Regions from separate parts of the Mus musculus genome. Here region 2 is linked to region 1. A link is a loop called in an ENCODE intact Hi-C map of the cell type or tissue named here. Cell type or tissue: heart. All regions are shown on one strand.

The links. Hi-C counts contacts between places; a loop is a spot of excess contacts. Peaks named below come from ENCODE experiments on the same cell type or tissue, not always from the same donor. Only the 100,000 strongest peaks of a DNase experiment are listed, where the experiment ranks them.
Region 2: it touches region 1 in a loop (5-fold over the local background); 14 of 42 quality-filtered maps call a loop at or near these places.

Annotation. Positions count from the first base shown.
Region 1 is chr4:88,546,473-88,554,472 of GRCm38, forward strand. No RefSeq gene overlaps it. Among named protein-coding and RNA genes, the nearest start is that of Ifna15, 7.8 kb to the right of the region's middle. In heart, a CTCF peak has its summit at 3,895 (motif pointing right); a DNase peak (open chromatin) is centred at 3,899; H3K4me3 peaks cover 736 bases; H3K27ac peaks cover 302 bases.
Region 2 is chr4:88,634,353-88,642,352 of GRCm38, forward strand. No RefSeq gene overlaps it. Among named protein-coding and RNA genes, the nearest start is that of Pramel32, 4.2 kb to the left of the region's middle. In heart, a CTCF peak has its summit at 6,822 (motif pointing left); DNase peaks (open chromatin) are centred at 6,859 and 7,249; H3K4me3 peaks cover 555 bases.

The sequences.
Region 1 (8,000 bases):
GATCTTACTCCCTCAGCTGTAGTGTAGCGTAGTCCTGTCTGTCCAGAAAAGGGAATACTCTTCTATGCCTCTGAATGTTTGAGCACTGGCCTCAGGTCAACTGCAGATCTGGAAATGGCCCTGTACTCAGTCTCAGCCATATTCACCTGTGATCTGGGAGCACTACTGCTTATCTAGGAACATGTCCAGTTCTGGCGGGATTCCTTCTGGATACCCAGTGGGATGCATCCCCATCTCTATATCTGTGTATAGGCCCACTATCAGTGACTTTTCTGTGGAACTTAAAGCAGTCCCCTGTCCCATAGCCAGCCTTACTGATAAATGGCAGGGGACTCTGGTTCCATCCATTTAAAAAGACATAAAGATCTGTGCTCAACTTCAAGTACCAGGAAAGAAACCTTCCAACTGCAGACCATATTACAGAGTCAGAAGCAGCCACGTGGAATTGATCTCAATTCCACGTGGTGATTTTGGAAGCAATCCATCAAACGGGGAGACCAAGAAGAGATGATCTTTATCTTCTAACAACTGCAGTTTCAACCACGAGGGAGAAAGAATTAACAAACTCAAACTCAAAAATCAATCAATTAGAGGAAACAACGGCGTTAAAATAAGGACAAGAAGCACAGGAAGCTGTAGTTCCATATTAAACACGTGAATATGCAAATTATCGGTGAGAACACTAGAAGTTTTGAGAGATAAGAGCAGAATACAAACACCAAAGGCGTGTTGCACAGAATATTTTGGTTAATAACAGACCACATACATAACCGTGTTGTTATAGGGTAAAATGAAGGTGAAAAATTCATATAATTCAGTAAACACACAGCTAAAGAAGATATATGAAAAGAAAATGGCAGGAGAAGAAGAGAGAGATCTACCAATTTCCTTAAAAAGTCACCACAATGATAATATACTTCACACTTGAAAAACATTTTGACTATTGTCACTCTCAGGAAATGCTAGCTGTCTCGGGGCATGGTTTTTCTGATTTAACCATAGTACAAGGTGTATGTGATGACATCACCTCGTACCCCACACCAAGGGCAAATCTCATGTGTCAGTTCCAGAAATGTTTGAAATCGTGACCTCAATGCTGACAAGGTTTCTTTGATGAAGAGGATTGCTCATGGAGTCCTATCTGCTTCAAGTGAATCTGTGAAGAAAACAGAGAAAACCTCAAGCAAATACCGCCATGTACTTCTGGACCAAGTGACAATTCCCTGAGAGGAGCTCCAGGGGCTTCTTCAGGGGGACTCTAGAGGAAGTGCTACATCACTGGAGTTGATTACCTGTGTGGATCGTTGCCTGAGAACGTCCAGTGAGCCATGATTGGTGTGGGGGGGGGGGGGCCGGCGGGAGGTGTGACCATCCTGACCATGTGTCTAAGTTTTTAATAAAAAAAAATGAAAAAAAAAGAAAAAAATTGAAAAGTAAAAAAAAAAATGTAAATATTGAAACTGGAAAAAAATCTTCCAGGGGAAATACATAGAGAATTATTTTTTTTTTATTTTGTGTTTCTTTTAAGCTAAGTGCTATTAAAAAGATGTAAAAAGTTTTTAAAATGTTTATAAAGTAAAAATGTTATACTACACTGAGGTGCTGAGTGAGGTATTGCATTCAGTGTAATACACTGAGTATTACAAAACAGATTTGATGTTGCTTGCATCTGCAGTGTTGGAAAGTCTTCAGGAGCCTACAGTGACATCCCAGGCCTTGGCAGCCACCCACAGTGTCACTGACTCAGAGCAACTGTGTTACTAAATGTGTCATGAATGGCAAACACCTTACAACAGTGTGCTATTTGACATCTCATACGTATATTTAGTGTAATTTTCTATTTGAAGTATGTTTAAGCTTATCAGCCCAAGTACTGACCATTATATTACACCTGCCTTCAGCCTTTAGAGTATTCTGCCCTGCTTTATAGCCAGGAGTGAGAGGCCACTTCCTGCATCCTCAATGTATAGTGGGTTACAGTGTCTAAGTTTGTGTAAGTATACTATGTGACGTTGGGACAAAGACAAAGTCATGAAATTATGCATCCTTTGGGTCTTATTCTCATGCTTAGGTGAAACATGTCTCTGGAACACAGTATACTTAACCTGTCAACAAGACCAAGGGAGTCTTGAAGCATTTGTCTCCCTGAGAGTAAACACCTATCTCACATAAGGCAAGGGCCACAGGATGCCAGTATACTTCTCAACAAAAACTCACATCCCTGGAAGAATAGGAGGGCGTCCTCAAAGGTTCAAAGGGAAAACAAGCAAGATAATAATACAATACCTGGCCAAGATGTCTTTCATAAGTAACAGAGATAAGGAACTGTATTTCATACAAGCACATTGATAAAATACTCTCCTATGGGAATAGCCTACAGGGAACTACTAAGTGGCAACTTTCAAGTTGAGATGTAGCAACATATGAACATTTAAAACTTAACAGTAAAGGTAATATAAATACATATCCATGGTCAAGGTACTCGGATACCATAAGTTAGAGCGTAAAGTCACCACTTTGAATGCTAGTTAAAATGGTAGAAGGGAAGTTAGTAAAAACAACTATGGCTATAATCATTAGTCAGTTGACACACACAGTATAAACAGAAGTAAAATATGATGTCAAGAGCATAGTTTAGGGCTTGATGCGAAAGCAGGGCCTCGTTAAAGGCAATTGAAATTAAGCATCTGTTACATGAAGTGAGCATATCCTAACTATTAGATATTTTATGTAAGCCTTGGGCTAACCAGGAAGAAAGATAAATCAGTAAGAGAGATACAAGGAGAAAGGAAAATACCACAAAGCCTCACTAGGAAGATTGTCACCAACCACAAAGGAAGCCCGCACTGTTAAAAGAAAGAATTACTAAATCCATTAACTGAACTTCAATAGCTGGTATCTCTAAAAATTGGCTATTTGAAGAATTATTTAAAATTTAAGAATTTCAATCCACTGATGTAAAAAATGTAATATGCACTTGAAATGCTTTTTTAAAAAAATAATGAGAATGTATTCACATGACAATGTAATGAACACCTGTGTACCAGCCATTCTGTCTAAAAATAAATAATTTATTGTTAAAAAGGGGGGGAATTAAAAGAATGCAAAACGAGATATGCCAATTTTCTGCTACTCTTACACAACGGATTATTTTACTTAGCATTAAAAGTAAAATCATAAAATTTGCGTGTATACTGATGGGGCTAAAGAAAAGTTATTTAAAGTGAGGTAACTCAGGCAGAAAGACAAATATATACTTGTATGTAGATATTAGCTGTTAAAATAATATTAACCAAGCTATTATAACCAGTAGAACTGCAAGAATAGGTATGCAGCAAGGGATTGGGGAAACATAGATCTCCTTGGAAAGGGGAATAGAATAGAGAGCTATGGATGAATGGTGAATGGTGGTGTGTGTGTGTGTGTGTGTGTGTGTGTGTGTGTGTGTGTAGAATGGAAGGATCAAGTTGGGGAAGGGTAAATAGGGGAATGAGTGACGGGAGATGGGGAGAAGACAGCTAAATTAAGGCCCATTTGATAGTATGGGGGCAATATAGTAGAAGCTTCCTAAAATATTTACATATATGAAGGCAACCTAAATGAAATCGCCAAATAATGGGGGAAACGGGGCCCCAAATGGACATCTCCACCCATATGTGCTAGCATCTTTGGTACAGGAAAGTATTATGTATGCGCAAAGGAAAACAGTAAAACACCAACCCAGCTACAACTCCTTTGATCTATGGTGTCCGCCAGCAAGCTCTGTTAGTACAATGGTGGCACGGAGCTTGTGAGAGTAACCAACCAGTATCTGATTTGACTTATGGACTGACACTCAAGCAAGCTCTGGCTCCTAGGACGTAGGCTCAGTCAGGTGACGCGCAGTCAGCAGGGGGCGCGCTCCCATTCACTGCTCAAGGATGCAAACCCAACGATTCCTTTCACTTTCGGATCTTCACGTCACTCTGACTGGGCATTCAACTCCACCCCCAAAATATTCCTCGAGACACAAATTCAAAACTGTGTAGAGCAGTTTTTTGTTTTTGTTTTTTTGTTTTATTAAGAACTTTTGCTTTTCATTCTTCATAGAGACAGAAAACTAAAACTACAAAGAGAAGAGAAACACCTGCCACCTGCGGGACAAGCAGAGAGTGGAGGCAGGAGAATTACTGTGGCTTTGGCTGGATTCTGAAATGGATTCTGCGAAGCTGGAGGGGCTCAAATGGGAGGGATAGCAGCCCTGCAGTGCGGCTCCCAGCTGCTCCTGTGACAGAGGAAGTTTGACCTTTTCCAGGACTTGTCCCAAAGGTCTACGGAATTTCTCTTTTGGACAAGAACGGACGGCAATGCTCCATCAATAAGCACTGTTCTGGAGGTCTGAAAAACTCAGTAGAAGGCACGTTGACTGCCACAAGATCATCCTATGTGCCTTGATTGGCCTTGAACGCTATAGTCTCTCCCGGGCGCTGGGAATAAGGCATGTGCTGGCATAGCCTGCCTGGGTTTCTGTTACCAATTACTTTAAGTCTGAGTGTATATGGTTATTAAGTTATTTCTCTTGACAGTCTTCTTTATCAATGGTTGCTGTTATATAGCGTGCATAATAGTATTTCTCTGCTTAATATGCTGTTTTGTTCTTTATTCTGTGAGGAAGATTCTTTCTTATTTTTTTTTTTCATCCATTTGACCATATATCTTACTCCTTGATTTATCTTAAAATTCGCCAGGTGCAATTAGTACTATTGAATGATTAACTAAAGCTCTCCACTGCACACCAGTTCTAAAGTCACAGTGTTAAAACACGGTGTCTTAGTTCAGGTTACCATTGCTATGATGAAACACTGTGACCAAAACGAACTTGGGGAGGAAAGGCTTTATCTGGCTACTGCATCCTGAATCTGTTGAGGGGAGCGAAGGCAGGAACTCAGAGAAGCAGGAATCTGGAGGCAGAGACTAATGCAGTCCACGGTGGAGCGTTCCTTTCTGACTTGATCCTCACAACCTGATCAGCATGATTTCTTAGAGAACCCATAGGAATTATTAGACACTTTCGGTGATGAGCAATAAGTGAACAGAGAACATGTTTACTAACCACACTAATAAATGAGATAATGTGGAAAATACTGTATTATCAGCAGGCAAGATGTACCAGAGGATAGACATGGGGGGAAATAAAATCAAATATTCCAGGAATGGCGGACACTAACAGAAAGCAATGTACGTTTTACTATCCTAGATGGAAAACCCTGGTAGAATACAAGATTGAATGTTGAAACATTTGTACTGAATGTACTTCAAGTCAGAAAGAAATAAGGTTAGGGAGAGGCTTAGTCCTCTGATATAAACATTCCATCATCAAAAGAAGAAACAAACTCAGAACTAAGAACCACACAGCTCTTGGTACACAGGTAAAGTAAAAACAAAACAAAACAAAACAAGAACAGCAAGAACAACGACACCAGCCCAGACATCAGTCAAAACACCACTAGTTTTTAGAAAATGTATATAGCAAGGATTAGAAATTAGTCATGAATAAATTATGCAAAAGACCAACACAAAGTCTGTAATGATTCATGAGGAGCCTAACAGTAATGTTTAAAAACAGAACTGAATTTGAAAAGCAAATACTTATTGAAGCTTATTGTAGAGTAATATTAATTAGCATATCAACAGGTTAACTATACTTTGGAAATTAAATAATTATTTAAATACAATGCTTTAAACGTTTGTGGATTCGTACTAATATGCCTGGTATTTGTTTTCAGAAAACGTATCTAAAGACAGAAAAAGAACCTTCTGGAGACATTAATCCACATTCTTCTCTAGGAGCCACTTCCCCAGATCCCCTCTCCCACCCAGGTCTCTCCCTCCATCTGCCTTCCATGATCACTCCATCTCCCTTCCAAGTGAGACTCAAGCACCCTTGCTTGTGCCCTCCTTACTGTCCAGCCTCTTTGGGTCTGTAGAGTATGGTATGGGCATCCTGTATTTTATGGCTAATACCCACTTATTCATAAATACATACCATGCATATCCTTTTGGGACTGGGTATCTTCACTCAGGATGATATACTCAAGATCCATCTATTTGCCTGCAAAATTCTTGATGTCTCTATTTCATTGCGTAGTTGTACCACATTTTCTTTATCCATTCTTCAGTTGAGGGACATCTAGGTTGTTTCTAGTTTCTGGATATTATGAACAAAGCTGCTATGAGCATAGTCTTTGTGGGATGTTGGAACATCTTTTGGGTATGTGCCAGGAGTGGTGTAGCTGAGTCTTGAGGTAGAACTAGTTGCAGTTTTCTGGGGAAAAAAAAATTGAATTCCAAAGAGGTTGTGCAAGTGTGTGTTCCCACCAGCAATGGAGGAGTGTTCCCCTTGTTCAACATCCTTACCAGCATGTGCTACAACTTGGGTTTTTGGTCTTAGGCATTCTGACAGGTGTAAGATGGAACTTCAGAGTTCTTTTGATTTGCATTTCCCTGATGGCTAAGGACTTTGAACATTTCCTTAAGTGTTTCTCAGCCACTTCAGATTCCTCAGTTGAGAATTCTCTTTTTAGCTCTGTGCCCCATTTTTAATTGGGTTATTTGAGTTGTTGGTGTTTAATGTTTTGAGTTCTTTATAAGTTTTGGATATTAGCCCTCTGTCAGGTACAAGGTTGGTGAAGATCTTTTCCTACTCTGTTGGCTGCCTTTTTGTCCTATTGACGTGTCCTTTGCCTTTTAGTTCCATGAGGTTCCATTTATCAATCGTTGATCTTAGAGCCTGAGCCAGTGGTGTTCTGTTCAGGAAATTGTCTCCTGTATATTATCAATATGATAAGCCACAATAACAGATAAAGTACAAATGAATATTTGTTAGTGTTACTTAACATTAAGACTGTCACTTTTAGCAAGATCTTACTAAAGCAAATGGTGATGATGTATGTGACATATCAGATTCATCAAGAAGAATCATTTCAAGATAAGCCCAGGCCTCCATCCTCAGCCTCTCTTGCAGCTCTGCTCTCCTTATTTCCATGATGACATCTCCTAGGCTTGCTCACTGTGTTTCTTTTTGCTAGAGATGTGCTCCCTGCAAGTATTTCCTTAAGGCCACTGCATGGGCAGATTCTTGTTCTCCCATCACCTGTGCTGAACAGGTCTCCAGGTCTTGTGTGCAGGAATGATAGCTCAGGACTTACTCTCCACATCCCATGCTCCTGTCTCAGTTCTCCCATCTTGTCTCTTGGTTCTCAAAAATCTGTTGTATGAAAACAAGTCATTAAATCTAGTTATGAAGCACAATATGGCCATACATATTTTCTGGGCAAGGTGATAGTATGGAGCTGCTTCATAGCATGTTTTCCATTATGTAATTGTAAAAGTTATGGAAATTACATTAAAATGATCACCAGGGAAAGTATATTGGAGGTCATGTCTGGAAGATGTTAAGCAGTCACACCAAGAGACAAGCTTATCAAGTAATCACCATTCCCCTCCCAGAGTCCACTTCAGTTTTAAGATCTGAAGGTCTCCTTGCTATTCTTAGATTTTCCCCAAATACACAGAGCACACGTGTCTGTCCCTATAAAACCTAAAAGTCCTTTACCTCTTCCTGTGCTCCCTTGAGGACTCAGACACAGGAACATTCATGTGAACAGGCTCCTCATCCAAAGTGATAGTGACAACTTTCTCCTGACCATAGAGTCAAGAGACAGGACCTGAAATCAGAGAGGAATTTGCAAGTAACAGCTTACTCTTAGTAGCTCATAGTAGGAGCTGATTAAACTCTAGGATTTTCCTTGGCAACTCTACATACAGATGCACATTGTCTTCCTCCCTTCAAAGTCCTGCTGATTCAAAGGGGCTGAAAGGTCAAGAGGCCCTAGATACTGAGCTATGCCCCCTATAAAACACAGATCTTACTCCAATAGGAATAAGAACTAGGTTATTCTGCATCAGTTAATAGTGACCATGGCCTGCTACATGGGTTTGTGTTACTCTATGTGGCATGG
Region 2 (8,000 bases), 88 kb after region 1:
CAGGAAGAATTTTTGACCAGATGGATAGTCAAGGACATATTCATTTAAGCCAAGTGGTTCAGGGTTTCAGGGTGTACGTACATGGTCACATGGCTCCAGAGATGCTTAGGAGAAACTTACATGACTTGGTTTACTATTAAATATCAGACACAATCCGGATGTGCAGCCAGGTAGTCAATAGTTAACAGACCTTCTATCTCATTCTCCAGATTAGTAAAATAAAGCCCAGTATCCCACAGGACCTTGTAATAACTTCAAAAGTAAAGAGTAATACTATACATTTCAGAGATTCTCCTCAGTCTGTCCTCGGCAGACTCCATCCGTAGAAAGCAGAACCATGGTGGTTGGTCATATATATGACAGTGGTATTGTCTCTCTTGAGACAATAAAAGGTGTTCAGTGGTTTTTGCCCTGACAAGAGGCTGGTCACATTGCCTTCTCTTGAATAACCTCTGCAATGGGAATGAGATTCAGAGGAGTAGGGTTTGGTACTTAGTAAGACAAAAGCTAGTTGTGTCTGTGTCAGTTCTTGTGAGAGACTCCATATGCAGAGATTGATGAATGTTTGGACTTGAGACTTCTAGAGAGTACAACAGGGCACACTGAGTTCTCTACTATTGCCGAGCAGAGATTCTGGCCTTCTAGTGGTTCCTGGGACAGGTGAGACTTATAATTCCTTAGACACAGCATGAATATATGGCAACTGAGTGCTTTACCAGGCCCCTTCTGACTGGAGTATGTTTTGGGGGACAAATATGCTGAATGCTGTCCTTGAGAGACCAAATTTTTGGGTTCATACTGCACCTTAGAGAACCTGACCTAAGTTTGAACTCAAATAAACTAACAGGCTAGAACCTAGCATTAGTTTTTCAAGTTACCCCCACCCCAACAAAATCCAAGGCTAGCTCCAGTTTCTAGGCTAACCCCAACAAATTCTGCATCTCCAGGTTAATCTCCCCCCCCCAAATTCACCTTTTCCAAATTAACCCCCAGCAAGTCTATCCTCTGCCTAACAACCACCAATGCAGAGCGAAGCAGAAGTTAACAGTATGGTTTGACTCCCAGCACTAGCCAATTATGTAAAAGGTCACAGTAGCACCCAAAGTGGTTGCTTGCCAGGCTAGAAACACTCACCCCTCACTTTCTCCTCTCTCTACAACCTTGCCCTAATGAATGTTCAGGAATTTTTCCTCCACCAGGAACCATCCTGTGGGTCAGTGGTGAGTCAAGCCCTAGCTAGCTCGAATGAAAGCCCTGGTGTGATTGTATCAGATAGGCTCTTGACTGGTCTTTCGAGGTACATGAACGTTTCCTGTCACAACATCCTGAGATACACAGAGCCTAAAGGCAGCCCATGGCAGCCCAAAGGAGCACAAGAAACAGCAGCTTCAGTCCAGTCCTCTCAGCAGGCAGACACCAGGCAAGAACCAACATCTGTGGCTCAATACTGAGGAAACTGCCAAGCTTGCCAACCAGCCTAAGGTGAGGATGCAGAAGCAGCAAACTTCAGCAGAAACCTCACGAGCAGTTCTTGGTGAGTTTCTCTGAATGGTGATATTACCACAAGTTGAGCTCAACAATGCTATGAATTAATACAAGCGTGTTGCTAGCGAAGAATAGTGAGGTAGAGCAAACCAAACTGATGCTCAGTGCTCGTCCCCACTGTCTGTGGAATCATATTCCTTTATCAAGGGTTCTTTTACATGTCTACTTTATCAAAACATCCTTTCACCTGTGTCTGCTTCAGGAAAACATTCTTCCACGTGTCTGCTTTAGCAAGACATCCTTTCACCTGTGTGCCCTAGCAAAACATAATTTGACATAAGTAACTTACAACAAAACTAGAAGTTTCCACTTCACTTGGGAAGCAGAGGCAGGGAGATCTTTGAGTTTGAGGCCAGCCTTTTCTGCAGAGCAAGTTCCAGGACAGCCAGGGTTACACAAATAAACTATAAAAAGGAAGAGAGAGAGAGAGAGAGAGAGAGAGAGAGAGAGAGAGAGAGAGAGAGAGAGAGAACAAAAGAAGGAAAGAAAGAAGAAAGAAAGGCCAAAATTTTTTTAATGAAATAACACATTTGTGAACATTTAATCAAAAGATTGTCCCAGACTGCTGCACATAAATACAATACTGCTTAGAAATCATCTTCATATTAATTTTAGAGCACACATCTGTATATATACATTTATTTATTTATTAAATTGATGTGGTGAATTTCTCATTTATCACACTTTAAAATTATTTTTTCTTATTTTTAATTATGTGTATGTGTGTGTCTTTGATGAGAAATGTTCAAGTGGATGAACCTGCTTAGATGCCAGAGGAAGTGCAGCCCTCTGGATCTGGAGTTTCAGGTGGTTGTAAGCTACTTGATATGGGTGCTGGGATTTGTGGTTGGCTCCTCTGAAAGAGCAGTCAGTGCTCTAAACCTCTGAATTACCTTTCATCTCACAAATATCTATGAAGACATGGTCCCAGTGTGTAGACATGACTGGCTTGGGAATCCCTATACAGGTCAGGTTGCCCTGGATACAGAGAGCACTCTAGCTCTGCTCCTGGAGCACTGAAATGAAAGGATCACACAGACATGCTTGACTAAGAGTGTGTTTGCCCAGAAAAAGTACCAACACCATTTCTGCCTCCTGTTGTGAAAAGTGTGAGGCAACATTCTGTCTCAAAACCCACTGTGTTTTTTGAAACAGGGTGTAACCATGCAGTTCTAGCTTTTTTGGACCTTTTTATATAGACCAGACTTGCCATAAACTCACAAAAGATCAACTTGCCTCTGTCTCCAAGATGCTGAGATTAAAGGTATGTTTGACCATGCCTGGCTCAGTTCCCATTATTGACACCAATTATGTAGTGTCCTGGCCGGTCTCTTCTAAGACACCCTCTTTTGACTGAGAGTCTATCCATGACATAAATTTAAAACTGTTTTAAAGGACACATAAACTTTTCTATGTTTGGATCAATCAGTAGAGACTGAGAAAATGTTATGAGACTGTTTGACCCTTGAAGAAATATTGTCTCTCTGGAAGGTCTGCACTTGGTGCTATGTGAGAGCTTGCAGCTGCACTAATCTTGGTCCTAAGACACTCCTAGCAAACCTGGAGTTCTTATTTTTAATTATGGCTAGCAGTGGTCAAAAGGGACTGAGATTTGTGTGGGTTGTCTCCTCTCATGAGCAGAAAGAGCAAGGTAACTTTGGTAGCTCGAAACTTTTTCATCCCCAATTAACTTGTATAGTTTGAATAAAATAGCTAGAGAGTGAACTAGCTAGAGGTCAGTCTTCCCTGCAAGGCTGTACCCATCTGGTCCTTGGAAATAAAGGCCTAGCATCTTGGTAAGCTTCTCTCTCTACCGTGGCACCTACAACCAACGTCAGTCAATACCACCTGGAGGCTGCATCTCCAGAACTGCTGCCTAACAATCAATGTAAGCCATCCACCTGCCTCAGCCCTTTTGAGTAGCTAGCTAACACAGCTGAAGAATGACAGGGCATCCAACTCAGCTATATAGTTTCAGGAAAGAATGCACAGTAGTGACAGTGTTTGTCACAAAGTACTTAGAGGATAATTTTAGATTTTCTGTGCATGTATAGTGTCAGGAACAGAGTTATGCCAATGTGACACACACTCAGAACCATGTACATCACGTGTTCAGAAAAGTCAGCCAGGTGTGTTGGTTTAAAAGAGTCATCCTCTCAAGTGGCATGCTGAGGCAGGAGGATTGCTGGGAATTGGGGTTTCAGATCAACCTTAACTACAGAGCAAGACCTTGCCCCCCCAAAAAATTAAAGTGAGTACATAAGTAGTTACTAAATTAATGAACAGATAAAACTGTTTTTTAGGAGTGGTTTAGCTAGGGCTCTTGACTTTCAGGCTCTTTTCAGTTTTATGAATTTCCCAAAAGGAAATCTTTAAGTCTAGACACTATCAAATAAATCCATGGAGATCTATCTGTTTCTTCCTCTGGAGTGATGGTATTATTAATAATGTGTGGAGTCTGTAAACACAAGGATATGTTTGCTTGCTTGTTTGTTTGTTTGTAGAATAAGGCTCTCTAGTGGCCCTGACTATCCTGGAATTCTCCATGTAGACCAGGCTGGCCTCAAACTGTTTTATGATTTTCTTTTATGAATGTAGGTGCCTTTACACTCAAGGCTCGGATGTTCACAAATTAGAAGTCATTTTGGTGCATTTTCCCTTTAGTGAGTATGGAGTGTTCTTCCCAGTCTCTTTTGATTACTTGTGGTTGAAATTTTACTTTTGTAGATATTGGAATGGATGCTATTTGTTCATTAGGTCCATTTGCATGAAAACTTTTTTTCAGCCCTTTACCTGGAGGTAATGTCTATCTTTGTTGTATACAGTAAAGTGTTGTGTTCTGTTTATGCTTCCATTCTGTTAGCCTGTGTGTTTTTTTTAATTAGGGAATTTAATTCATTGATGTTGGGAGATATTAATGGCCAGTAATTGTTAATTCCTGTTATTTTCATGTTGGAGGTAGTAATGTGTGTGTGATTCTTTTCTTTTGACTTTAGTGATGTGAAATTATTTATTTCTTGTATTTCTTGAGTGGAGTTAGCCTCTTTGGGTTGGATTTTTCCTTATAGTACCTTCTATAAGACTGGATTAGTCAAAAGATATTGTTTAAATTTGATTTTGTCATATAATGTCTTGTTTTCTCCATCTATGGTGATTGAAAAGTTTGCTGTGCATAGTAGTTTGGGCTGACATTTATGGTCTCTTATGGCCTGCAATACACAGCCTAGCTTTTTCTAGCTTTTAGAGTCTCTGTTGAGAAGTCAAGTGTAATTCTGATAGGTCTGCCTTTATGCGTCATTTGGCTTTTCCCCCTTGCAGCTTTTATTTTATTTTAAATATCTTTTTATTATGTATTTTCCTCAATTACATTTCCAATGCTATCCCAAAAGTCCCCCATACCCTCCCACCCACTCCCCTACCCACCCATTCCCACTTTTTGGCCCTGGCATTCCCCTGTACTGGGGCATATAAAATTTGCGTGTCCAATGGGCCTCTCTTTCCATTGATGGCCGACTAGGCCAAATTTTGATACATACACAGCTAGAGTCAAGAGCTCCGGGGTACTGGTTAGTTCATAATGTTGTTGCTATTCTCTCTACATTCTGTACATTAATTTTTTTATTATCATGTGGCAGGAGGATTTTTTTGTGGTGCAATTGATTTGGTGTTCTATGAGCTTTTTGTACTTTTATAGGTATCTCTTTCTTTAGGTTACGGAAATTTTCTTTTATGATTTCGTTGAAGATGTTTCCTGGGCCTTTTACCTGGAAATCTTCTGCTTTTCCTATCATTCTTAGGTTTGTTCTTTTCATGGTGTCCCAAATTTCATGAATGCTGCTTTGTGTGATAAACTTTTTAGATTTTGCATTTTCTTTGACCAGTTTTCCCATTATATCTTCTATGCCTAAATTCTCTCTTCCATTTCTTGTATTCTTTTGGTCATGGTTGTGTCTGTAGTTTCTTTCTTTTTTCTAGTTTTCCATCTCCAGGCTTCTACCTTTATTTCTTGTATTTCCATTTTCAGTTCTTGGACAATTTTATTCATATCCTCCACCTGTTCAATTGTGTTTTCCTGTGTTTCTTTGTATTTACTTGTTTCCTCTTTAAAGGACTCAACCTGTTTGAGTGTAGTTTCTTGTATTTCTTTTTTTTTTTTCTTTTGATTTTTTTAAGCATTCCACCACTCTTTTAATTTACTCTAACTCTGTATTTAGTCTTTGAAAAGGGGGTGGGTGGGTGAGTGAGGGCAGCAGGCTGGCCAGTGGGTGGTTGCAGCAAAGAACAGAAAACAATAACAAACCTTAGCTGTGGAGTGTTTTTAAAATGAGACCTAAATGGCTTGAAATTGAGGTCGCTGCTACCCTCCTGTAGTGGCTATTCCTGGTTGTCAACTTGACAATATTTGGAATGAACTACAATCCGGAATTGGAAGGCTCACCAGTGACCCTTATCTGGAGGCTTGGAGATCCTTATCTGGATCTTGGTTTGAAGATCTTGAGCCATAGTGGCTATGGATTCCAGAAGATTGAATCTCCCAGTTTAAAGAACACACCTTTAATCTGGGCTACGCCTTTCATCTGGGATTAAAGGTGTGGTGGAACACACCTTTAATCTGGGCTACACCTTCTGCTGGAGACAATATAAGGACATTGGAAGAAGGAAGTCTAGCTCTAGCTCTTGCTCCTTAGCCTGCTTGCTGCGTGAGACAGTAACTGCTAGATCCTTGGACTTCCATTCACAGCTGCGACTGAACCATTGTTGGGAATTGGGCTGCCGACTGTAAGTCATCAATAAATTCCTTTATTATCTAGAGACTGTCCATAAGTTCTGTGACTCTAGAGAACCTTGACTAATACACCTCCCCTTACCCTGTGTTTGGATGCTCCCGTTCCCTAATTGTGCCTCCCTTCCTCTCTTTGTGCCAGTTCTTTGCCCTGCTAACCAACTCATCAGTCACTCACTTTCATTTAGAGAATGATATCGCTCGTTTTCACAGCTCCCTGTCATACTTTCGCTTTGTTATTGTTGTTGTTGTTGTTGCCTAAGGTAGTCTGCCTGAGTCCAGTCCAGCAAGCATTCACTATGTTCGGGCAGGACAACAGGGACCATTTTTGCCACTCCGGAGAAATGGTGGGTACTCTGCTCCGTCCCCCTAAGCTAGGAAGAGCCGGAGTGAGTGAGTGCGGCAGCTCATGAGTGATTTGTTTTGGTTTGCATGGTTGATCAAGACCATTGTTGGGCGACACCTAGTGGTGACAAGTTTCAGCAAAGCTCCTGGTCCCCGGTTGATGACAAAGGACAGGGAAGTGCCTGTCGTGAGCCGGCCAGGGTGAAGGAGGCCCGGCCAAGCAGGCGGGTGCGTCCCAGAAATGGAGTTGTGTTATAGTATGGTCCCTACCTAGGAGGTTGTATGTGGAGCTCTAAGGGGGGCGGGGGAAGAGAAAGTTGCTGTACACCTTCTTGGGACAAATGGTAGGGCTGGTGGAAGCTTGATCAGGTCTACAACAGGGCTTAAGGACTTAAGCAGGAGATTTTTTTTTCTTTTGCTCCTGCTCCTGAGGTTTTTTTTTTTTCTCCTTGAGAACCCAGAGGGAGCTTTAGGGGACCCAACTCTGCTGGCTGTGCCTCAGGCTGACCAAACTGGGGAGGGATTGGTGGAGCAGATTTCCAAACTGGTTGTTCTTGGGGTCCTAAAGGCCTCCATAAGGACTCTGAGATGCATTCACAGTAGCCACAGCATCAGCAGTAGGTTCTTCTGCTCCTCATTGGTGGGAAGAAGCACTCAGTACATGTTCTCACTTGAGGAATATCCCTGCAGCTGCCTCCTATACATTACAATGCTTAGACCCATCTCTTGGCGGACATGGCGGAACTCTAGGTTCCATATTCACAATGTAAGTCACAGCTATGGTCACTCCCATTAAATCTTAAGTGTCTTCTTTATCTGGGGTTTCTGTCTTTTCCTCACCAGAGTCAGTTGTAGATTTCCATTCATTTCATCGATATCTATTCATATCAATCAGTCAGAAACAAAGAAAATAATACTAAGAATCAAGGAAACCAAGACCTGGTTCCTTGAGAAAATCAACAAGATAGATAAACCCTAAAGTCAAATTGAGCAAGAGACAGAGAGAAGGTATCCAAACAAACCAGATCAGTCAAGAAGAGGGAGACATAACATATGACACTGAGGAAGTTCAAAGAATCATTAGGTCTTACTTCAAAATCCTTTACTCCACAAAATTAGAAAAGCTTAATGAAATGGATGGGTTTCTAGAAAGACAGATACCACTTACCAAAGTTAAATCAGGATAGGTAAACTATGTAAACAGCTCCATAACCCTTAAAAAATTAGAACCAGTAATTAAAAGTACTAACGAAAAACTAAAGACAATTCTTTCTGTCCTTGTCTGTTTCTCTCACTCTTTAGATCCAAAGAGGTAACAACACAGACA